6 separate regions of the Homo sapiens genome follow, and all the other regions are linked to region 1. Evidence: read pairs that join two places in POLR2A ChIA-PET (ENCODE). Cell type or tissue: MCF 10A. All regions are shown on one strand.

Region 1 (4,000 bases):
GGAGAGAGGACCCTACGTCCCTTTCTCATGTTTCCTCCTGTTGACTAAAAGATGCCTGCGTTTGAATCTACAATCCACAGGGATGGCATTACAAGTCTTCAGGCAGCTGAAAGTCACAGTTGTTCAAACCAATCATTGTGGCACTTGACAATGTCAAAAGACTTGAGAGAATTTCATAGGTGAAAAAAAAATCTTACAAGCTAATGAATGCTTAACAAAAGCTTCTCTATGGAGCTGAACTAGTTCAGAACATAAATGCTGTTTAGGGAGACTGGACAGGAAATGGGACACCCCTGTGCAGGTGGGAAGGGGAGGGGGGCAGACAGAAAGCTTCCCTGGATGATTTCCTAAGAATCAGTGCCTGTCTCCTGGGTCCTAATCCACTTGATCTCTGGTCAGGATTTATTTCCATAGCCCCATGAAACCTGGTGATTGGACCCTGCTCATGAAAGTCTTAGACCAGGTTCCAGTTGCACAATCAGCTAGTGCCCAGTGCCTATAAAGTATAGGACTGGATTTCCACATGGTGCTGGGAATCAGCAGTGAACTGTGTCCAAAGCTCTGTCCCAGCCTGACCAGGACCTCTTAGGTTAGTCCATTCCCCCACCCCAGCCACCACACCTCCATTAGCTCTTTTTTTCTTATGTTTTCTTTATATTAATGCTCCTTTTTTTAAAAATAAAAAACAGAACAGCCTTCTCCTTCTAGCCAGCTCATCCTGCATCTCTTGTGTTGGCCTCAGGACTTTTACTCAACTCCTTCTCTATTCCCTACTTGAATCCCCTCCTCAAGTCCCACTAAAATGGTGATTTCTGAGTAGCCTTATTTGTAAGCCAAATGCTGTTATTGAAACAACAAAGTTGTCAGATGATCAAGAACTTTGTTGGTCCCTTTAAAGTAAGCATATGCTTGTCTTCGAATAACTATCAATTGGCCACATTTCACAAAGGAAGTTAAGAGCAATCAGGAGTAACTCCAAAATATACTCTTCAGGGAGAAACTACGTAAGCCAGCATTGACTTTTCAAACAGGCACATGAGCATTATTTTAAAAAGGACAAGCAGCAGGGCACAGTGGCTCATGCCTGTAATCCCAGCACTTTTGGGAGGCCGAGGTGGGTGGATGATGAGGTCAGGAGATCGAGACCATCCTGGTCAACATGGTGAAACCTTGCCTCTGCTAAAAATACAAAAATTAGCCGGGCGTGGTGGCGTGCACCTGTAGTCCCAGCCACTCAGGAGTCTGAGGCAGGAGAATCGCTTGAACCCAGGAGGCAGAGGTTGCAGTGAGCCGAGATCGGACCACTGCACTCCAGCCTGATCAACAGAGCGAGATTCTGTTTCAAAAAAAAAAAAAAAAGACAAGCAAACCAAACTATGTACATTTTGACCCTAGCCTTGATACTTATTGTTGAAGCTGTAAAGGAGGCCCCACATAGCCTGTACTGAGACAGTTGACCATCACCCAAGCCCTGTCCCTATGGTCTAACAAACCTCTCCTTGGCAAAGCAACGACCTGAAGTTATCTATCCCATTCAGGAGATCGTATGGCAAGAGCTTCACTAAGCAGTCAATGAGGGAATACTTTTTCAAAGAGCATTTTCTATAGCTTTCTATCTGGTTTCTCACACATCTTCAATGACATCTGAAAAGCTTTGCTGAAGTGAAATGTATTTGTCTGTGGCCAGGTTACTCAAATTGCCTCTCTTCCTTGCCAGGGAATTCCAAAATCTGGCAAGAGATGTCTTGTATAAAGTCCCACACAGCAGGAAAGAAAAGCCATGCTGACACAGAGGACTTCCAGAGGATTAAACACAAACCACATTTTTAAACAAAATAGAGTAAGCTAAAAAGTAAGCTAAAATAAAATCTTACTCTGGTTACCCACTTTCAGAGAAGCCACTAAGCCATCAGAGGCACTGGTGCTACACATTAGCATTTTAGTTTCTTAACTTGGACACACCACCAGCTAAGCAATTGCTGCGTCCAGGTAAATTTAATTGAGTTTAACATCCCTCAGTCCTAGAATCTTTCAACGCTAGTGCCTGTGAACTTACCTAACGACCAGAGGCAGGTGAATCTCATGGTGCTGATGCTTTTATCTCTCCTGGGCTGGGGCATCATATAAGAGGGGATTCAAGGGTGTATCAAGCACTCTCAGCCTGGGGGCAGCTGTGTACTTTTGGCTGTGAGTGCTCTCAGAGAGGCACAGAGGTGCTCTCCATAGAGAGGCACCAGGAGCCAGGCATGCTCCTGACCGCTCCAGCCTCTACCTGCCCAGCACGCGCGCGGCTGGTGAGTCACAGTGTGATGCGGACAGGTCCAGGAGGTTTGTTGTGTGCTTGCTTCATATCATAGGGCACTTCCTGTCCTGAGCTGAAAGGAAGGGCTTTTTTAAGAGATGCATATTTTTTAAAAAATTCATTTTCTATATGTGTTCAAGAAGGTGCATGGCAGCATTATCTCTAAGAGGAAATCACTGGAAAAAAAGTGCCTGCCATTCAGGGACCAATTTGAAATAAATACGATTTTCCACATAATGGAATAAAAAAGAGGAGGATGTGTATTTGCTGCTATGAAAATGTCTCTAAGATATATTGCTGGGTGGAAAAAAAGCGAAGTTGCAAACATACTTAGGCTTACAGAAAGGTCCAAATCATGCTTATTTTTGTATATGCTTAGAAAAATGTCTGGAGCAATTCACAAGAAACTTGAAGCAGTGAAGACTCCAGGAAGTAGAACTGGGGAGGAGTGATCTTAATTTTTCTGCACTTTTTGAATTTTCTTTTTGACTCTGTATGTACCTAGGACTTTTATAATAAAAGGGGTTTTGAAAAATTCCTTTCTTGCCTAATGAAAAGTATTCTCGTCAGCTAGCCAGTAGCTTCCAGCAAACAAAAGGTTTCCATCAGCAATCAAGCTGCAGTGAATAAGTTTGAAAAGAGAAACTCAATTTCCTAGGAAAGTATCTAGAATAGAAGATCTCAATGAGGCTGAGGGAGGGAGGTATCCTCAGCAGTATCTGGTAGGTTCTGATACTTCCCAAGCTGAGAAGCATTAACTAAACATACTGCATGTTAATTCTTTCTAATTTTATAGGATAGAAAATGTCCGCATATGAAGCAGAGATAATAATATAATGAACCCCCATGTCCCCACCACCAAGTTTCATTAATTAACTTGGCTAACTTTGTTTCATAGCCAACCCACGCCCTACTGTCTTCCCACCCCCAAACATGCCATTTTATCTGCGGAAATGTACTACTGTAAGTTAAAGACTCTCCCCTTTGTAAACATTACCACAATATAATTAAGTTTTTTAAACTGTCGATAAGCCATTATTTTATTAAATATCTAGTAAGTATTCAAATTTTCAAACAAAATCTATATATTGTATTTGGTTGTTACGTCTATTATGTCCATTTTATTATAATTTACAGAGCTCTCTCCTGGAATTTCCTTGCAATTTATTTGTTGAAGAAACCAAGTTATTAGTCCTGTAGAGTTTCCCACATTCTGGATCTTGCTGATTCTACTGCCTGTGGTATTTTTTAACATGCCTTTTTGTACTCTCTACTTCCTGTAAATTGGTAGGTAGATCTAGACTTACTCTGATTTATGTCTAATTCTTTGCCAATAGGTGGTATGCTCTGCCAGAAAATAAAGTCTTATGTCTTCCTATTTGTGATCTAGGCTGCCCTTGATGATTATTACGGGTTGAACTATGTTCCCCAAAAGGATATGTTGAACATTTACCCACCAACGCTGTGCCTGTGATCGTGACCTCATTTGGAAACAGGGTTCTTACAGATGGAATCAGGTTAAAATGAGGTCATACTGGATTAGGGTGGGCCTTGATTCAGTCCTTATAAGAGGACAATTTGAACACAGATAGACACAGGGAGAAGACAGCCATGTGACCATGGAGGCAGAGAAGGGAGTGATGGTTCTACAAGCAGAGGAATGCTGAGGATTGCTTGCTGGCAAACAAAAGGAAGAAT
Region 2 (4,000 bases), 73 kb after region 1:
GAACAAAGAGCAGGCTTGCTTACTGCTCACTATAACATGGTGGGTTCCCCAAGCTCAGCATTCCTCTTCTGTAATGCAACCCATCTTGTGTGTAAGCATGCATCTGGGCCCGTGTGCTTCGTTCCTGTGAGAACTGGGGTCCAGGGAGCCAACTCAAAAATGGTGATACTCTGGCTATTGCTTTTGTTGTAATAGTCTTTTATCTCTGACTCAGAAGTCTGGTGTGTTCTGTCAGCATTCATGAAACCGTGAAAGCTAACGTGTTAGTTTGCAAACATAACAAAATATGATTCATCACAGTTCTCCACGCTCACTAGCTGGGCGTCCCTACACGAGTTTTTTAACCTCTCTTAGCTGCAGTTTCCCTTCTTTATATTATAAAGGGGACGGTGGTGTGTATGTACCCGCCCCATAGCTTCGTCTTGGGGTTAAGTAAGACTGTAAAATCCCTACCACACTGGACTCTTCCCAGGACTTCCCTTTCCCTCTTTGAACTCTGCCAGAGACTATTCTGCATTTGAGGCCTGGCGATGCTGGGCAGGGGCGGGTATGGGTGAAGCACAGGGTGGGCCGCGGCTGGCGGGTTTGGTGCAGAAACGGGCTGTGGCCGAGCCGAGAAAGCGCGCCCAGCGGCCGCCCTGCGAATCCTCCGTAGGCGGGGCCGGGACTGCTGTGAGCTAATAGGAACGGGGGCCGGGCGTTCGGTCTCGCCGCTGCAGTCGCAGAGCAACCACGCGGCTTTGACCGTCTATTTCAAAGGGCTTCGGGGTCTTGCGGATGGGGATCACTGCGGGCACTGGAAACCTGCCGGCCCCCACCCAGCCGCCTCTCAGATTCGTGGCGACCGCACCCTTCTGGGCAGCGGCGCCAGGCCCGCTGCCGTCCCCACCGCTCGCAGCCACCAGGAAACCCCGCGGCCGCGCTCGAGCGCGCGCCCTCCGACCACATGCACCCGCATACGCATGCTCCCAGCGCTCCCACGCGTGCTGACACCCTCCCGGCTTCCGCCCACGCAGTCGCGGGCCCCGGGCGCGCGGGCTCGGGGCAGCTGCGCGGCGTCCTTGGAGGCAGGTGCTGGCGGCAAGACGAGCTCTCGGAGGATGCTGCGGCGCGGGGCGCGTCGCCCCCCTCAGTCCACCAGAGCCCGGATACCTCAGAAATTCGGCTCTGGGTCTGTGGGGAGCGAAATGCAACCCAAACCCCGTTTTTCGAACCCCGCGCAAATAAACACGCACAAGCACGCACACAGACGTCGCGCGGCGGCGCTCGCGCGCAGGTCCAGCCGCGGCTGGGTCGGGCGCGGCGGCCGGGCGCGAGGGAAGAGCCCAGGCCCGAGAGGGGTCGCCGCTTACGTCTCGCAGCCCGAGGGGAGGCCGCTCGGCCTCGGCCGCTCACAGGCGCGACGTAAAGGCCCGGCGTCACCGGCCCGGCTTAACGGTGCAACGGCTGGCCTGGGCCTGCAACTCTGGGGTCCCGGCCGGGCTGGAGCGGCCGCCGGAGAGACCTGGTAGGCGGGGCGCTTGGGGCAGGAAGGGAGCCGGGGAGGGAAAAGCGCGACTGTGATTCGTACGGCTGGGCCCGGACCGTGAAGGGGACCGGGTTGCGGCTGCCCTCACACCGACCAGGTGGGACCGTCGGACTGCGGCCGCCCTTGGCTCAACTGGGTCGCCGACCTTGTTGAGGGGCGACCACTGCGGGGAGACCGAGAGCCTGCGGCTGGCGTTTGAGGCGGATGGCAGTGCCCTGAGCGCGGCGGCTGGGTCTCGGTGACACTGACGACGGGAGGCGCGGTCGGAAGAGCGCGGGGCCGTCGCCTCTGGCTTAACATAGCAGATGCGCTGAGACTCCAACAGGTGGCTCCGTGGCGCAATGGATAGCGCATTGGACTTCTAGAGGCTGAAGGCATTCAAAGGTTCCGGGTTCGAGTCCCGGCGGAGTCGTAACGCTTTTTTCCCTCCCCCCTACAATTTATTTTCTGCCTCCATCATGTCTCTTATTTTTTTTTTTTGCTAAACGGTTTAACTTCTCTCTCATTCCCTGCTCTCGCAGTTCACTGCATTCGGTTCTTGCGGTCCTTTCTTAAGCGGCTCGCAGGGTCCCGAGCCCCTCAGCTCCCCGGGCCTCGGTGGCCCAGGGCCCAGCTCAGCCGACTGGGCAGTCGATGTAGGTCCTGAGAAGAGCGGCGGCGGCGGCGGCGGCGGCGGCGAAGGAAAAGCGACACTGAAGCGAAGGCTCGCGGTTTCGGCCTAAAGGAAAGTGCAGGGGAGGCCCGGGTCTCGGGTGACACCCCCACGCCTTGAGCGGGACTGTGGTTGCGAGGGAGGGACGAGAAAACACGCCTACGCCCTGCGTGCGCTGTGCTGACTACCTCTCCAGCATGGAGGCTTCCAGATGAGCAGACACCCGAATCCCAGCGGGAGCCCGTCAAAAATGGAGATTTCTGCCGTCACTCTGGGACTCTTAATTCGGTCCGTCTGGGGTGGGGCCCAGGAATCTGCATTTCTGATAAGGTCACCCGCTCCCCTCCCCCATTATTCCAGTGCAAAGAGGTCCTAGGCCCAGTGCCCATCAGCTCCTCAAGACAGGAATTACTATATCTTTTTCTGACAACTGTTAACTTTGTACAAGGTTAGCAAATAAATCCAGGAATGAATGGAATCTTAAAACTCGTAAAACAACAATGAAAGGTAATTCACACAAAAGATACAAAATCCAAAATTGTCAAAAAAGATACAGGGAAAAGTAAACATCCATGTTATTCCTATAGTCCAGCCTTGCAATTCTCTCCACAAGCCATTAGTGGTAATGGTTTCTTGGAAATATTTTCAGATTTATTTTATGCCCATATCAGCATTTTTAACATCTTTTGTCATAAATATGTCGTAAATAACAATGTTATTGATACATATCCTTTTAAAAACACAATGGTAGTATGCTATACTGGCTTGTTTTACTTATGAATATATGTAGAGCTGCCTCGTTCCATTGTACGTATGTATGGTAATGATTTAACAGTCCCTAATAGCTGGACATTTAGATTGCCAGTATTTTCCTATTACAAACAATGCATCAGTGAACATCCTTGTTCTTTTATTATTGTACACAAGTACAGGTACATCTATCTGTAGGATAGATTCCTAGAAAGTTGAATTGCTGGTTCAAAGGTTTGTGCGTTCTTAATCTGTACATTTTTTAATATATATTGGCAAATTGCCCCATAGAGATTGTATCCATTTTTCTCTCCTTAGCAATGTGTGAGAGTGCCTGTTTCCCCACAACTCACAAAAGGTGGTTTCTAGCTGTGATTTTAATTCGTCTCTTATATTGATTTTTTAAAATTTGTATTTATATTATTATTATTATTATTTGAGACAGGGTCTTGTTCTGTTGCCCAGACTGGAGTGCAGTGGCACTATCACAGCTCATTGCACCCTCAACGTCCTGGGCTCAAGCAGTGCTTCCACCTCAGCCTCCCAAATAGTTGGAAGTACAGGCACATGCCAACACACCCGGCTAATTTTAAAATTTTTTGTAGAGATGGGGGTCACTCTATGTTGTCTAGGCTGGTCTTGAACTCCTGGACTCAAGAAATCCTCCCATCTTGGCCTCCCTAAGTGCTGGGATGACAGACAGGAGCTACTACGCCTGGACTGTGTCTTTTATTATGAATCAAGATGAGTACCTTTCCATACAGAGAATAATTTGTAATTTTTTTCCTGTGATTTATCTGTTCTTGAGTTGTGTTCATTTTTCTGTGGTATGATGGAAAACAGCCCTTTGTGATATATGTTACACTTATTCTTTTTCAGTCTTTTTGTCGTTTGACTTTGTTTATGGTATTTTGTTTTGTTTTTCTGTCTTACAGAAATTCATGATTCATGTATTTGGATTTATCAGTCTTTTATGGCTTCTAGGTTTGGGGCCATAATACACTCAGATTATTAAGTTATTTCTTTAATGGCTTTATTTTTATGGTTTTGTTTATCTTTGCTTCATCTGG
Region 3 (4,000 bases), 110 kb before region 1:
TAATCACCATGCTGCTGACACAGACCCCAGGGAGGGTGGCCCTGAAAACATGTCTGCCTTATTTAAAAAAATCAAGTAGTGGATAAAATATGCTTTAGTTTAAATGGCAAGATAGTCTCCTATTGAATTCTATCATCAAAAAAAAAAAAATCTTCTTTTGAACACCAACCCTATCCAGATCCTATCTATCCATATCCTATCTTATTTCTCTGCACTCGGCCTCCTCTGCTGACTCCCTGGAACAAACTGTGCTGGGATTCCTCTGAGGTCGTTCTTAGGGTTCCTTCCCTTTACTCTTTACATAGAGCTCTAGATCTCTCCTTTGACGATGGCATCCATTTCCATGGCTTTAATTTCACTTCTGTGCAGACTCCTAACTTTATACCTTTCAGGCCAGACCTTTTTTGCAGAGCTCCAGGCTCATAATTCCAACCGCCTGTCTGTTTAACACCTCCACTTAGACATGCATGCATCTCAAACTTAGCAAACCCCAAACAGAAGTCCTGATTCTCAGCAATCTACCATAACCCCCTTCCCTAAGAAAATGCAATCAACCAAACAAATAAAGCCTTGGTCCTCTCCCAAGCTTCCCTATCTCAGCAAATGCCCTATCCCATATACCCAGCTGCCTGAGCCATGCTTGACTATACCTCTCCCCCACCCCACCATATCCAAACCTCAGCAGATATGGCAGACTGTACCTGCAAACTATATCTCGAATCCACAGACTTCTCTCCTCTACCACCACGCTAGTGCAGAACCCCACCTGCTCCCTGTACTTTTACAACCACCTCCTGCCTTCCCTCCTCATCCTCTTCTCCATCAATCCTCCTCCACAGGGAGACAAAGCAATCTTCTAAAAACTGATCGTGCCATTCCCTTGCTTAAAATCCTTTAAAGGTAGATTTCCTTTTGCCCTACAGAGAAAATCTGAAGTCCTTACCCAAATCTAGACCAGTGCTAGCCAATAAAAACACAACGTGAGCCACATGGGTAATTTTAAATTTTCTGATAGTCAATTTAAAAAATAGCTGAAGTTAATTTTAATCCTTTATTTAACCTACTATTTCAAAGACATTATTTCAACACGGTTACATAAAAATTATTACTGAAATATATTCTCTTTTTATATCAAATCTTCAAATTCCCATGCCAGAGAGGCCTTCTCTCCACCAGTCTAAGTAACTTGGGGTCCTCTGATGTTGTATCTTCCTTGTACCTCCTCATTTTGTAGTTACGTACTTAATGATGCATTTGCCTGAATGCCCCCTAAACTGAGAACTCCCTAAGGACAGGGGATACATCTATTTCGTGCTTCACTAGGTACCTGGCATCTAGCACAATGCCTGGCATAAAACAAGCTAATAAATACGCATCGAAGAATAAACAGCAAAGACACTGATATTAAGCACAAGAACAATCAGGCAAAGGCTCGGGGCCCGTTCACTGAAGACAGGCTCTGTTTTGTGTATTAGTACGATGGTATGCTGATATTTTAGTGCACTGCGTAGTTGTTATACCTATAAACTGTTGAGTGTTGGCCAAGGCTCATTGCTGTAGGGCAGGCTCAGATAGAGGGATTCCAGCCAGACTCCATCAACATGTGAGAAACTTTCTCCCACAGAAGCTGCCGTCATTGAACGTGATCTCAGGTTACACCAAAGGATTAGGCACCTCCCAGCTCTAGCCTTCCAGGAGGAAGGAAGGAAGGAAATCCATCAGTCTGAGCCTCCTCTATGCCAGGTTCTGTGTTAGGCACCCTCACATGAGATTGTATCTGATCCTTAGAGTCACCCTTTGAGGACATGGAGACTCAGAAAGGTAAAATAACTTACCCAAGGTCACAAAGCTACCAAGTCAGGCTGCTGGAATCAGCGTCAAGGTCACTAGTGGCTTTCTTTGATAGCCACGGCTACGTCGACATCCCAGCAAGGGCCTCAGTGGCTTTGAGCCAGGCGTCCCAGCAGAGCTGAGCAGGAGAAGAAGAAACTGCTGGTGACCAGGTGGGAGCTAGGAGCAGGCATGGGACCTGCTCAACGCAGATTCCCAGTAGGGTGTACCAGGGTCAAGTGTGAAAGTCAGAGCTCTGAGATTCTGTGGAGCCTTCATATTTAGTGAGCAGTTAACCTTCATAGCACTTCTCGGATGGGTTATTTACGCTCCCACTTTATGGTTTAGAACTTGCTATAGAGTTCACACATCTAATAAGTGGCAAAAACAAGGATATGAACTGAAACCTCTGGATTATCTGTCTTGTGTTTTTTCTCCTCTTCACAAAAGGAGTTATTTTATCTTCAGTGATTATACTCACAGGCAAACTGGACCTACAGACAGATCACACTGCATAAAAGCTGGGGCAACTAGGGAAGGTTTCTCAGACCTCTCTAACTTGTAAATAACAGCACAGTCCTTCAAACAAGGCCCTATATGCTTGTCTTTGGGGCCTCTAAGAAGAGAGCTTGAAATTCTACATCCAATCCCACAGCTAGCCTCTTGGTGACAGACTGGATAGTGACACCATTCCGAAGCATGACCTGAGGGCATATCAGCCATGTGGCTCAGGCCGGTCTGGCCACCTAGACCAATCCCCCTGAGGACAGTCTCCTTCCAATCAACCACAGCAACTACTCCTTTAGCTTACAACTAAGACTTCTCCAGCTTGTGTATTCTAGCCAGGCTAGGCTGGCTCGCAAATCCACATGTGATAAGAATATGAGTAGTAATTTATAACTGCATAGCACCTCTGTTTACAAGGTGTTTCAACATATATTGAGGGGCGTGAAAAACCCAGAAGACTAAAATACCTCACCTTTCCCAAATAGCATGCTGGTGGCCTGAAAAAAAACATGATTTAAAACAGGTCTGTCCTGGGGTGGGAGTGAGGAGGGGGCAGTCCAGAGGAGATGTTACACAGCTCCACTCAACAAGGACTGCATTGTGTAATTCTCTGATCATTTTCTTGGTTGTGGTTTGCAATCTGTTAACAATTTTTTTTTGCCCCAGAACAGCTGAGAATGCGTAGATCCTGGCATTTAGGTTCAAATCATCCTTGTCAGTAGAGGATTTAGGACAACCATCAGACAGCTGGTAGATCTGCAGGCACTTCCCACCCTCTGGGCTTCTTCAACCCAGGAGCAGCGCAAGATGCAGGGGCTGAGCTCACCTCTGACCCAGCTGCTCCTGTCCTCAGCACACCAGAGGCCACCAGGGACCGGGACATTCACCATTCCTCGGAATGCACTAAACCATTCGCAACAGCTGCGTTCAAACACCGAGGGGTATTTCAAAATGTTACTAAAACTCAACTTTAAACTTATAAAAACATCAATTCAACCCATGGACTATTACTTTTCAGAAACATTCTTGAACTTGGGCTGTTAAGCCATTGTCACTATGCTAAGTATACCTTCTATTAAATAGAATCTATTAATCTAATAAAAGCTTTTTTTTTTTTCTTTTTTTTTTTCTAAGACGGAGTTCTACTCTCGTCATCCAGGCTGGAGAGTAGTGGTGTGATCTTGACTCACTAAAACCTCCGCCTCCTGAGTTCAAGTGATTCTCCTGCCTCAGCCTCCCCAGTAGCTGGGATTATAGGCATGTGCCACTACGCCCAACTAATTTTTGTATTATTAGTAGAGACAGGGTTTCACCATGTTGGCCAGGCTGGTCTCGAACTCCTGACCTCAGGTGATCCACCTGCCTCAGCCTCCCAAAGTGCTGGGAATACAGGCAATGAGCCACCGCACCCGGCCCAAGATTTTTTTTTTTAACTCAAAATCCAATTTTTTTCTCCAAAAAGTACACAAAAAGCTTCCAATTTGCAGACAGCAGACATGCCTGGGTATAAATAAACTGCAGATGTTTGCATGTGGACCTTCGCATCGTACATCCTTCTGATTAACCCTGAGCTAAAGGCTGGTGTATTTGCGTGTCTGAGGGAACATCTTGCTTTGTTAAAGAGAAGGCAGTAGTTACAGAAACCAATGGTTCTGAAGAGGAA
Region 4 (4,000 bases), 82 kb before region 1:
CTGGGGAACAGCCTCCCATTACTTCACAGGCTGCTGTTGCTGAGTGGGAAAAATGGTCTCCCCTGCACTTCAGAGCTAAATCGAAGCAGGGGCAAGTATGACAGACACACCCCTTCCCTGTGGGGTACACACAGCCTGGGGTCAGATTACTGTCCCTTTCTCTCGGCTGTTTAAGGTGCTTATTTTTACAGGAGTTATCATTCTACAAAGCAGGACACAATCCACCCTGCAAGAGACAGGCGGCCTTGGCAGGCAGGTGGTTGCCAGTGGGTGGTGGGAGGGGCCAGATTAGAGCCTTGGTCCTTGCTCCCAGCTCAGCAGCCTCCTGCTTGTGCCTGTTCCTTCCTCATTTTCCACCCAGGAGCAGAAGGGGCAGGCAGAGCCCAGGAAGGAATGTGCATCTGTGAGGCTCTGACCAGCAGCCCATTTTTCAGGCTCAGTCAATCCCTGCAAAGTAAGGGTCATTATCCCATTTTCCAGGAAAAAAAAAATGCAAATGGAAATGGACAGGAAAGACCAAGAGTTCTCAGCCTTTTTTCTAATAAGACATGAATATGTACAATTCACTCCCACGTGAGTGGCAGGGGTGTACGATCCCACACCATTCTCTTTCACTCAAGAGACCTTTTGCTGCTAAAATGTGGACAACTCTTAAAGCTGGACTTGGTTACACTATTCTCTCTACTTTTGCATATGGTTGAAAAATGCCATGATGAAAAGTTAAATAATGTTTCTAAAATTCCTTTGGAATGCAAGTGAGTGAAAGTGGTGCTATGATAAAGACAATCTAGGGTTGGCCAGTTTGATTTTTAAATAAGTGATTTATAACTGACACTGCATCATTAGGAATGAAGTGCTCGCCGCACAGCTCGGCATCCAGTGCAAGAGCAGCTGGCACAGCAAGCTGGAGGGCTGCAAGAGGCTGTCAGTTTGGCCCTTTCCTCTCTGGTTCCTTCCTCACAGGAACCCCCCTCCCCAGTGCACACACAGCTGCTGTGGGGCACTGCTTTTGCCTCCTCTTGTGTGGTAACCATTTGGAACTGCTTTTAATGGTGCTGTCGACAGTACTGAGGTTTCCAAATGGTAAGAATAATTTCCAGATAGTAACACAGTCAAGCATAAGGAGACACACAAGAATTGGCCTAGGTGTCTGCAAAGAGGGAGAGAGCACCAAAGGTTCTGATGGGGGAAACACAAACTAAATATGAATCATAAAAGCTATGCTTACCAGCCCAGGGCTAAGAACTTTGTGTGCATCATCTGAGTTAATCCTTTCAGCAACCTAGAGAGGTGGGGGTTATTAAGCCCTTTTTATAGACGAGAAAATGAAAGCACAAAAAGGCAGAGTAACCAGCCAAGTTCACAGAGCTGGGATGTGGAGCTCCCTAAACTGGCCTCCCTGACTCCACTGCCCACTTCATCTCCCAGTGTGAACCCTTGTTCCTCAGAGTGAGTGGGAGAGTTTGGGGTTGATTGCTTGAGCGTGGTGTGGAATGGCACAGTGAATCTTAAGAGAAGCAAGCAAGCTGGGTTAGGTAAACTTAGCCCAGTGCCTGGCACTTGCTAGGCATTCCATAGATATTTGAGATTTGGACTTTTGAACAGAGTTTCAGACATAGGGTCAGAGTGTGTGGGGGTCTCAAGCAGGTCAGGAACCACAGTCAAGCCTCTACATACACTTGAATTTTCCCCATGGCAGGAACCCACATTGAAGGTTCACAGGTGTGTCCTAGCGCCGTCCTGGGGCTGTGGAGCAGCTGCCTCTCCAGTGCCCGGGGTTTGCCATAAATGCCGAATCTCAGCCCCACCCTAAGGCACTGACTCAGAACCCACATTTTAACAAGCCTCCCAGTGACCTGTGTGAGAGGCACTGCTCCAACTCAACAACCCTCCTGCAAGGGAGCAAGCCAGCAGTCATCCTTCTACCCAGTACAGGGGAAATTTCTTTTTCCTGTACTAGGCTTAGGGAATAGCACTTTGGGGGGCTAACCCCTGGTGCTGCCCTAACCTCTTCCTCACAAAACCTTTCATACAGCTGTGAGAGGCAAACTTCTCAGTTGTCAGCATTTCCAGGAAGAAAGAACCCCTTGAGTGATCTCCATGTGACCTCGTCTGTCTCAGGTTCATGAACATGAAGGTGAGAGCAGCTCTTCCTCACAGCATGACCAGGCAGTGACAAACACGCCACATGGAAGGAAATGAGTGAACAATCCTCGCATATTCTGAAGTGAGTCATTGGCCTTTCTTGTGGACTGGGTACTGGATGATTAAATTTCTGGTTTCTGTTTCTTATTTCAGAATATATTGATGATGAACACATAGCGTCCCCCAAAGTGCAAGGTGCTGGGGACAACAGATCAGGTGGTCCTTTAAAACACTTTATACAAAAATAATATTATACTGTTACCACCTTGGTAACACAGTAAAAATAGAGGACAGGTAAGATGCCTCTGTAAACACGGACTGCTGTGATTTTGGTGACTAGTAGGGGGCAGAAACTCGAAAGTAGCTCCAGGGACGCTCACCTCTTGTGCTCCTATCCCACTGTCCATCTCCCATCTGCTCTGGGCTCTCAGTGTGGAGTGGAGCTGATAGTGGTCTCCACCACCAAGGCTCTGCCTCTTGCTTGAGCCCCTGAGCACCTACTCTTGGCACTCTGTGTGCTTTGCCCACTTAATCCTCACGACAGCTCTTTGAGGCAGGTATTATTATCCCTATTTTATAGATGAGGAGATTGAGGTGCAAAGAGAGGCTAAGTTGCCCAAGGTTGCATGTCTAAAAAGTATCAGAGGATGAGAATACAGATCTGACCAGGATTCTAAAGCCCACGTCATTCCCTCCACACCTGGTAGCTTCAGCCTTGCCCAGCTCCTGGTGGAACTTCCGGTAAGGGATGCTCACAGAGCACAGGGTGGGGAGCTCCCCTGGCACGTGGAAATCACATCACACTGTTGGCTGGCAACTCCACTTCCATGTCAATCTGGTGCCAGCTCCGGGATCCTGAAATGCCCTGCATGAATCATCAAGGGACAAAAAGAGGAGACTTTCCAGGGACTGACGCCCTCCCAGCCACCGTGGGATCCCGGCTACTGTGACTGAGCCCAGTCATGACTCCAGAGTGCTTCACATCACATCATTCTTTCTCAGCATCCAAAATGTGAGTCCTCTGGGCATGAATTCTCTCCTCCACTCCACTCTCCATGGCTCTCCTGGTCCCTTCCTCTTTCTTCTCCCTACCCCTTTCTTTTCCAAACCTCTCATCCATTCTTCTCTATAGTCCCCTTCTCCATACTTGGAGGCCTATGCCTTCTTAATATCAACCTTCTCCAACTTTCCTGATCATTAAAGTCACCTGATCATCAGAATCATGCACATCCCCTGGCTCCTGTCCCAGAGGTCTGAATTGGAGAGATCCAAGTGAGACCTGGCAGCCAATGTTTAACAAGAGCCCATGTGTCCTTATGATCAAACACATTTGGGAGACCCCAAACCACACTCCTCCTGTTGTAATCCACCAAACACTGTTCCTAATTCACCCTGGAAATGGCTGGGGTCCTCAAAGCCACCCACTCCTGTCCTGTGACAGCACCTCCAATGCTCCAGCCTCAAAGTAAAATGACCTCCCAACTCTGATCACCTTCACCTGTGCTCCACCTCAGCCTACACTCTGGCCCACCTGGGCCTTGTTATTCCCTGGGACTGCTCCTCCCCTGACATCGTCAGGCCAATAGCCTCTTTCTGCCCACATTCCCCTCGCCCTCCCACATTCCTGTTCCCTGGCACCTGGCCCTTGAGCATAATCCTGTCATGCATCGACATCATTCTGGTCTATCAGGCCCCTCCTGGGCTTCCTTCTTCCTTCCCTGCCCACCCATGGTTAATCACATGAGCCAGTTTGTTGTCAGTCTGGACCCATATCCTTCTGTTGTACTTACTCAGGAACGCTCAGATTAATTCATTCCATCTTCTCTGAAATCTTCAGAGAAACCCCACAACCCTG
Region 5 (4,000 bases), 150 kb before region 1:
TCTACTCCTAGATTTTTATCTTCTGAAAATTCTTACACTAACGCACACCAAGCCACCTCCACTGACAACAGCACCATCCTACCAGTGTCAAGCATGGCTCCTCTCTTCTCCCACCTCATGTCCAATCCATCAGGAAGTGCTGATGGCTCTGCCTTCACGTTACATTCCTAGAACCCCCTTATTTACCACCTCCCCTGCTCTCACAGGTCCAAACTACCATCATCTCTCATCTGGACAATCACAGTAGCCTCCTCACTGGTCTCCCTGCTTCTGCCCCTGTCCCCTGCAGTCTAGCAGCAACACAGAAGCCAAAGTGAACCTGAGATGCCTCCCATCTCATTCCAGAAAAAATTGAAGTCTTTACTCTGACACACAATCCCTCGCACATCACCTTCTGCCACTCTAACACCAGCTGCTTTCACCAGCTCCAGCCTCTGGCCTCCTCGTTCCTCCATGGAAGAGGCGGACCCTGGCTTCAAAGCCTTGCCCTTCTTCTTCCCCTTAGACATTACAGTTGACTTGTATTTCCACTCAAAAGTCACCTTCTTGGTGAGGCCCTTCCCTGGTCACCCTATCTAAAATTTAATGTCCCCTTACTCCAACTTTCATAGCTGCTTTCCCTGATGCATCTTTTCTGCTAAGCACTCATCGTCAGCTAACAGGATTGACTTGACTGTCTTTCTTATTGTCTTTCCAGTCCTCCACCCCCAGAGTAAAAGCTCCACAGGGGCAGGGATATTGTTTTGTTCACTGCTGTATCCTCAGCCCCTGGAACAGTGACCAGCACAGGGAAGAGACTCAACAAATACTTACTAAATGACTATGTACTAACCACAAAATTGTTTCTAACAGAACATTAGCAAAACCCAAATGTCAGTAGGCAACTAGTTAACTATAACTGTATTTCATACAATGGAATACTGGGTACCCATTCGAAAGAAGGAGGGAGGCCCATACGTTTAATATGGAATGATGTCCAATGAAAAAAGCAAGTTGCAAAGTTATATGTAGTTAGACAGTTTGGCAATAAATAAAATTCCTCCCAAACTCATTTCTTAACGTGATCTTCTTCTCGGAATCTCTTTTCCCATTCAAGCAACATGGAGCACCTACTGCTTCTCCCAAGGCTCCTCCCACTGTTCTCTCCTGCTCCAGTCAGCCTGGGCACACGCTGTCTCCCAGGCATGGAGTCTTCTGCCTTACCCAATACCAGCATCCTTCCTGCCAAGCCGAGATGTTTTTTCAGATACCAAATCACAATTCAAATACAAGTTGTTCCCAGGAAACTTCTTGGTTACCGGAGGTAACACTTTGGGCCAAATGCAAACCTCCTATCTCAAAATCTACATACAGTATCATAGCATTTTAGAGCTCTTCATTCAAGAACATTGACAATTAATTCTAATAATAAAATTCCTTGACAATTTAAATCTGCATTTTCATGTATTGTAAACACAGCTCTTCTTTCTGAAGTTGAATACAAGTCCTGACATGCTATTACATTTAATATTAAAAGCTCTTAGAATATTTAGAAACCGAATTGTAGCCAAATGCTGAACTGTTGTGACACTGATGAGCACTAGAGGGCAGAGCTTAACAGCAAATGATTCTAAAGCTAGCAATCCAGGCCTCTCGTTTTGGTGTTGAAGTTACTGACTCCCTATAGTTAACAAGATCTCCCAAAGAGTAGATAGGTCTAAGTCATAGAAGTTGCCAGAACTACACTTTTAAAAACAGTGTATATCTCTGCCCAAATATGTGAGTATTTAAGGTGACAACAGCAACCCCACAGTTTTTATCCTGTACCAGGTGGGCAAGAGAAGGTAGACTGAGGTTAGGTGCGGGAACCTCTTTGCTGTTTTGCAATAAAAACACCGAAGGATTTCTGGAAAAATTTTAGAGACATCAGCATTACCTGCTTTGCAAAATATAAAATTTTTAGAACAACCTCATTCCCCCTTCCCTAAATTTAAGTGCCCAGTGTGTGTACATTTTAAAATAACTGAAGAGTACAATTGGATTGTTTGTAACTCAAAGGATAAATGGTGATGGATGCCCCATTTACCCTGATGTGATTATTACACATTGTATGCCTGTATCAAAATATCTCATATACACCTACTCTGTACTCACAAAAATTAAAAATTAAAATAAACGCCCTTGTGCATCTGGTGTGGGTGCTCACTCACTAAACAAAAGAAGGGTCTTTGTCCTCAGGACTCACATGCTAGTGAGAAGTCTTATTTTTAAAAGTAAACAAATAAGGCCGGGTGTGGTGGCTCAAACCTGTAATCTCAGCACTTTGGGAGGCCAAGGCAGGCGAATCACTTGAGCTCACAAGTTTGAGACCAGCCTGGCCAACATGATGGTGAAACCAGGTCTCTAAAAAAAAAAAAAAATACAAAAATCAGCCAGGTGTGATGGTGCATGCCTGTAGACCCAGCTACTCATGAGGCTGAAGTGGGAGGATGGCTTGAGCCTGGGAGGCAGAAATTACAGTGAGCTGAGATTGCGCCACTGCACTCCAGCCTGGGTGACAAAGCCAGACCTTGTTTCAAAAAAAATAAAATAAATAAAATTTGGGACAAATGAGGATAATATACAGAGTAATGAGATAGTGACTTGGGGACTGCTTTTAGTACGGATGTCAGGGAAGGCTGTTCTGAGGCAGTGAAATGTGTCAAATGAACCAGCCATATAGCTGGTATTTACTGAGTGCTAAGTACATGTGGGGCACTGTGCTAAGAACTAAGAACTTCACATGTATTCACTGTTTAATCCCCGATCTTCCCATTTACTGTTAAGGAAATTGAGCTCCAGAGAACTTCAGTAACTTGCCCAAGGTCATACAACCAAGAAACGGCTAAAACCGGGCTCTGGATTTGTATTAGTTTCCAGGACTGCCAAGACCAATTACCACAAACTTGGCTACTTTAAAATAGAAATGTTTCTATTGTCTCACAGCTCTGGAGGCTAAAAATCCTATATAAAGTATCCGGAGGGCCACAATGGCTCCAAAGGTTGCAGGGAGGAGCCTGCCTTGCCTCTTCCTCACCTCTGGTGGTTGCTAGCACTCCTCGGCTTGCAGACTCATCCCCCAGTCTCTATCTGTCCTCACATGGCCTTCTCCCTCTACACCTGTGTCTGGTCCAAATCTTCTTCTTATAAGGACACCAGTCAGTGGATTAGGGCCCATCCTTGTCAAATATGACCTCATCTTAATTTGATTATATCTGCAATGACCCTATTTCCCAATAAGGTCACCATTCACAGTTACTGGGGGTTAAGACTTCAACATATCGCTTTTGGGGGACACAATTCAACCCACAGCAGTGTCCTAGCACTCACTCCAAACCTCTCAGCTATTCTGCCTCAGAACCTTCCAGGCCAATGGGAAGGCAAAGCCCCAGAGACACTAGGGAAAGCCAGGGTGGCAGAGGACAGTGACTATTGGGGTGGCAGGAGATGAGGTTAGAGGTGGACAGGCCACACCAGATTCGAAGTCCAATATGGAGCTGAGTCCCGTCAGAAGCCACAGTTTCAATTCTTGCCTGCCTGTTAGTTTTTGAGTCTCTCAGTCATCCCTACAGTTCGGGATCTCAGAAGAATCCTTCCTCGAGTTAGGGAGGATGGTGCCTCAGCTTCAAGGCTGATGCCTGCAGCACAGAATACAAATTCACACAGAATGTAAATCTGGTCTTATTCCTCTCACTGGCCAGACCATGTTCCTTTCAGCACCTCCAGAGGGCAGCTCCAGGGTTTGACCTTATCTCAAACCATCAAGTTCAGGAGGCCCAGTGAGAAGTCCCTTCTCTCTGACTTGTGGCACAAGAAAACCCATCTCAGGCTGCATGGACAAAGCAGTGTCTGGCCTGAGGAGTTATCCACGCAAGCCCCAGGCAGGAGCAGTCAGGGTTCAAGTACCCATGCTGCCCCCACACACCTGTTCATCCATCTGGGCTAAAGATGCCAGAACCGACCAGGGCAGCAGAGAGATGCT
Region 6 (4,000 bases), 73 kb before region 1:
ACTTCACCCAGTTCAAAGTTTAGATCCCCCCTAATGCTTTAAACTAGAAAATTCTTTTTTTTTCTTTTGAGACAGGGTCTAGCCTTGTTGCCCACGTTGGAGTGCAGTGGTGTAATCTTGGCTCACTGCAGCCTCCTCCTCCTGAGCTCAAGCCATCCTCCCACCTCAGCCTCCTGAGTAGCTGGGACCACAGGGGCACACCCCTACACCTGGCTAATTTTTATAATTTTGTAGAGATAGTCTCAAACTCCTGAGCTCAAGAGATCTGCCTGCCTCAGCCTTTCAAAGTGCTAGGATTACAGGCATGAGCCACTGCGCCTGGCCTAGGAAATCCTTAAATGCCTATTTATTTGGACATGCCACTGGCAGACATCTGCACTGTACCTGAGCATCCCCGATGGGCTCATAGAATGCTAACTATAGCTTCCACCTATAGGTTAAACAGAGATTCTGCCCCTCTCCCCTCCTTGGCAGATGGATACAAACAGAAGCCAGGAGGAACAGCAGCACCTCACACATCTAGTAGCACTCCGGCAACGACTCTGAATACTCCCTGCAAGGCCGGCAAATATTTTGATAATCTTTCCCCTACAGGATTCTCCTGTGGAGAACAAATGGACACAGTCGGGAGCTGTCTTTCAGCGGAATTCCACAGGAAGAAACATTTCATCAGTGGAGAGGGTTTTGACTCAGGCCTTTTGGGGAGGGAAGCAGATTGCTCTGAGCTACTGCGGAGGGTAGGCTCTGCCCACAGGCGTCTGCCGTCCCCTCAGGACCTAGCGCAGGGCAGGCATGTGGGCACCCTCAGCGGACCTCACCAGGTGGGAGGCAGATGGTGTGCTGTTAAAAGCACAGCCTTCGGGGCAGCCAAACCTGGGTTTTGAGCAGTGGCTCTGCTGCTTGAAGCTGTGTGACCTTGGGCAAATTCCTTCACCTCTCTGCTCCTGTTTCCCCACTGTAAAATGGGCGTAATGAGAATATTTGCCTCTTGGACTGGCCCTTGAGAATTAGACCCAATGATGTCAAAGGAGCATGGAGCACAGGGCCTGCCACACGCAGGCACTGAATAACCACAGCGGTCATCGTGAGGTCCCCACTTGCCTTGAAGGGAGCTGTGTGGCTGAGTTCTCCGCTGTCACTGGTTCCCTTATTGAGCTTGCCTTAGGGGGCCCAAGGCCTCCTTCCAACCCAAAACGTGCCTTCGAGAGGGGCAGAGACCGGCCACCCCACGTGTCTTCCATTGGAATGGAAGTCAGGGTTCACCAGGCTGGGGGAGGGCATTGATGCCCTCATGTGCATCGGTCTGTTGGGCCCTGAGAAAAGCCCTAAAGATGCCTGGCAGGGGACATCTCTTCACAATGACATATTATTATTTTGAAAAAGATGAAGCCGAATTAGCAAGCATTTATAAAAAGTGGAAACAAAATGAAGCCACTGGGACAAAAGAGACACTGCACAGACCAACCACCGTGTGTGATGAGGGGCTGGGCAGGCCCACAGGGGCCTGTTTTATGTGGTGGCCCTCTTTGTCCCCACTCTGCCTGCTTCCCAGGCCTGCCCCTGGGCCTCTCTCCAAGGATGATTCTGTCTCCATTTTTGGTATCTACAGGCCTTGTGGGACTGGGAGGACTGAACTGGGCCCAGCATTCTCCAGGTGACTCACCAGGCAGGCCATGCAGAAAAGCCACTTCCTGCATCCCTGAGTGGCCAGTCATCCTCCTGGTACCTGCCTTAAGAACATGTGAGCCACCCTCAGGGGCAGGGTGGGACTGGGCTGTGCTCCAGGCATGGGCACCACATAGAGAAGGGCTGAGTGAGTGTAGTGGAAGAACCCAGGCCATCCAGGAGCCTGTGGCTTGGGGTGGGGTTGGGGGTGGACACAGTGTTCCTGGTGCTTTCTCCACAAAAGAAACCTCACCTTCCTAAAGCTATCGATCCACCCACTGGCGCTGTGGCAATGAAATTCTCACGGGGGAAAGTCTCAGGGCCAGCATACCTACCCCTGCACACTTCATGCCCCCAAGCACAGCACGCCATTGCAGCAGGCCCCTTCCTGAAGCTGCGCCCCCATGAATACGCCCTGTACCCATTCTGAGAATCAGGTCTGATATTATGGGAAGAAAATGTGTGCCTAGGCATGGCGGGGAGGGGCAAGTTAGGCAGGTCAGGAGGGAGAGTTTTGACAAGAAATCCAAGCACATGGGCCACAGAGGAGTCTTAAAAACAACCTCAGCCCAACTGTCTCCTGACTGTTCCCCCAACTTATCAGCTCAGGCCCAGGTCAGAGGAGGTCCAGGCTGGCCTGGCACAGCAAGTTGAGCCTGGTTCCCAGACCCTGCAGCTGGTTTTGAGCAATGGAAGTGGCAGTGAGTCTGTGCTCATGGAGTTCCTGGGCTCAGGCCCAGGTGGGGGTGGGGATGGGGGTTGGGGGGATGTCCCCTGTCTTCGATTTGACTCTGCTGCTCCAGTCACAGAGCTCTCTCAGAGGCAGACATGAAGCCAAAGCACTTCATTAAGACAGGAGGTCAGATAACAGCCCCAGCCCTCTTTGGAAACCGCACACCGCCCAGTGGCATGGAACAGGCCAGGTCCCAGCCCTCCCAGGAGTGCCAGGCATTGTATTTCAGAACTGAGCTTCAGCTACTCCCACAGGAAGGAGACGACTTGCTCCTACCTTGTTTTTAATTTCCAGAATACTGCAATCCCCTTAGGAAAACTCATGTTTTCATGATAGAATGGCAGCTGCCCACGCATGTCAGAGGCTTCAGACCTGATCCTGATCCTGATCAAGCCTGGAACAGTGATCTCTGGGCAGCAGATGAACAGCCCAGGGACCAGCAAAGAGAGCCTGCCCTCTGTGGTCCAAGGCTGGCCACCGCGGCCTGTGCTAGGCAGAAGAGCTCACAGGTGTGTCCTGCTTTACTTAACTCAAAGACAGCTGCTCAGAAGTTGCCTGGAATTGGAACTGTGATCAGGCCAGGCCCTCCTTAGGTTTCCAGAGGGACTGCTTATCATATATACTACCTGTGTGGTGAGGGGTCTCACTTGAAGACATAAAAAATGCACTCCAAACAGGAAAACAACTTTTAAAAATTATTGACATTTAACGATCAGCTGTGTGTGTATTAGGGATTTTTAAAAAGTGAAACACAGCCAGGCACAGTGGCTCACACCTGTAATCCCAGTACTTTGGGAGGCTGAAGCAGAAGGATGCTTGAAGCAGGAGTTCAAGACCAGCCTGGGAAACAAAGCAAGACTCTGTCTCTATTTAAAAAATTAGCAGGTGTCGTGGTACACTCCTGTAGTCCTACCTACTCGGGAGGCTAAGGCCAGCGGATTGCTTGAGCCTAGGAGTTTGAGGCTGCAGCAAGCTATAATCTTGCCACCACACTCCAGCCTGTGACAGAGCAAAACCCTGTCTCTTAAAAAGAAAAAAAAAAAAAAGAGATAACCCTGCAGGCTTTCAAATTATATACACATATAATGATAATATACTACATTTATATTATGTAATTTGGTTTACAGAGTGCTTCTATATGCCCATTCATTTATTTATCCAACAATATTATTGAGCCCCACAAAGACCCAGATATTCTCCTAGGCACAGGGAGATACAGCGGTGAGCAAGGTGCATAAGGCCCTCTGCCACTTCTGTTGACCTTACTGTCTGGTTGGGGGAGGCAGACAAATGACAAACAACAGACAAATGAATCAGCAAGACAAGTCCAGGGAGTGACGAGTGCACGAGTCAGGTAATGGCTACAGCCAGACTATCTAATACAGGAGCCACATGTGGTTATTTACATTTAAGTCTAAATGAATTAAAATTAAGTGAAATTAAACATTCAGTTATTCACACTAGCCACATTTCAGGTGCTGAATAGCCAATGTGGCTAGTGGTTAGTGGTATATAGGACATTTCCATCATCACAGAAATTGCCATAGGGCAGCACAGGGCTAGTGAGAGACTTAGGACTGATTTGGAATAGGTGGTCAGAGA

What was found. ChIA-PET counts read pairs that join two places held together with the same protein. Peaks named below come from ENCODE experiments on the same cell type or tissue, not always from the same donor. Only the 100,000 strongest peaks of a DNase experiment are listed, where the experiment ranks them.
Region 2: POLR2A ChIA-PET joins it to region 1 with 32 read pairs; 3 of 35 experiments call an interaction of 5 or more read pairs at or near these places.
Region 3: POLR2A ChIA-PET joins it to region 1 with 12 read pairs; 4 of 35 experiments call an interaction of 5 or more read pairs at or near these places.
Region 4: POLR2A ChIA-PET joins it to region 1 with 50 read pairs; 7 of 35 experiments call an interaction of 5 or more read pairs at or near these places.
Region 5: POLR2A ChIA-PET joins it to region 1 with 16 read pairs; 2 of 35 experiments call an interaction of 5 or more read pairs at or near these places.
Region 6: POLR2A ChIA-PET joins it to region 1 with 26 read pairs; 6 of 35 experiments call an interaction of 5 or more read pairs at or near these places.

Annotation. Positions count from the first base shown.
Region 1 is chr1:93,773,141-93,777,140 of GRCh38, forward strand. It overlaps a transcript of BCAR3 not described here. Among named protein-coding and RNA genes, the nearest start is that of MIR760, 72 kb to the right of the region's middle. In MCF 10A, no CTCF peak of the experiment used is centred here; DNase peaks (open chromatin) are centred at 461, 2,281 and 3,771.
Region 2 is chr1:93,845,718-93,849,717 of GRCh38, forward strand. MIR760 (microRNA 760) reads left to right here and starts at 1,115; the gene lies at 1,115-1,194. TRR-TCT1-1 (tRNA-Arg (anticodon TCT) 1-1) reads left to right here and starts at 1,856; the gene lies at 1,856-1,940. It also overlaps a transcript of BCAR3 not described here. RefSeq lists enhancers at 406-535, 1,211-2,001, 2,216-2,265 and silencers at 666-725, 816-1,195, 1,376-1,515. In MCF 10A, no CTCF peak of the experiment used is centred here; DNase peaks (open chromatin) are centred at 304, 654, 1,544, 1,844 and 2 weaker places.
Region 3 is chr1:93,665,261-93,669,260 of GRCh38, forward strand. All of the region lies in intron 2 of BCAR3 (BCAR3 adaptor protein, NSP family member), which reads right to left. Among named protein-coding and RNA genes, the nearest start is that of BCAR3, 15 kb to the right of the region's middle. RefSeq lists a silencer at 1,453-1,747. In MCF 10A, no CTCF peak of the experiment used is centred here; a DNase peak (open chromatin) is centred at 1,641.
Region 4 is chr1:93,691,289-93,695,288 of GRCh38, forward strand. It overlaps LOC102723480 (a long non-coding RNA gene), which reads left to right and starts at 1,863. Exons shown (of 4, transcript XR_947602.3): 1 at 1,863-2,227; 2 at 2,726-2,886; 3 at 2,991-3,157. It also overlaps a transcript of BCAR3 not described here. RefSeq lists enhancers at 1,711-2,910, 1,920-2,089. In MCF 10A, no CTCF peak of the experiment used is centred here; DNase peaks (open chromatin) are centred at 1,823, 2,183 and 2,963.
Region 5 is chr1:93,628,078-93,632,077 of GRCh38, forward strand. The region is part of intron 3 of BCAR3 (BCAR3 adaptor protein, NSP family member); the gene reads right to left. Among named protein-coding and RNA genes, the nearest start is that of BCAR3-AS1, 38 kb to the left of the region's middle. In MCF 10A, CTCF peaks have their summits at 1,569 (motif pointing right) and 3,717 (motif pointing right); a DNase peak (open chromatin) is centred at 1,594.
Region 6 is chr1:93,700,143-93,704,142 of GRCh38, forward strand. It overlaps LOC102723480 (a long non-coding RNA gene), which reads left to right. Exons shown (of 4, transcript XR_947602.3): 4 at 1-3,513. It also overlaps a transcript of BCAR3 not described here. Among named protein-coding and RNA genes, the nearest start is that of BCAR3, 20 kb to the left of the region's middle. RefSeq lists enhancers at 1,004-2,203, 1,427-2,337, 3,780-3,859. In MCF 10A, no CTCF peak of the experiment used is centred here; DNase peaks (open chromatin) are centred at 1,719 and 2,519.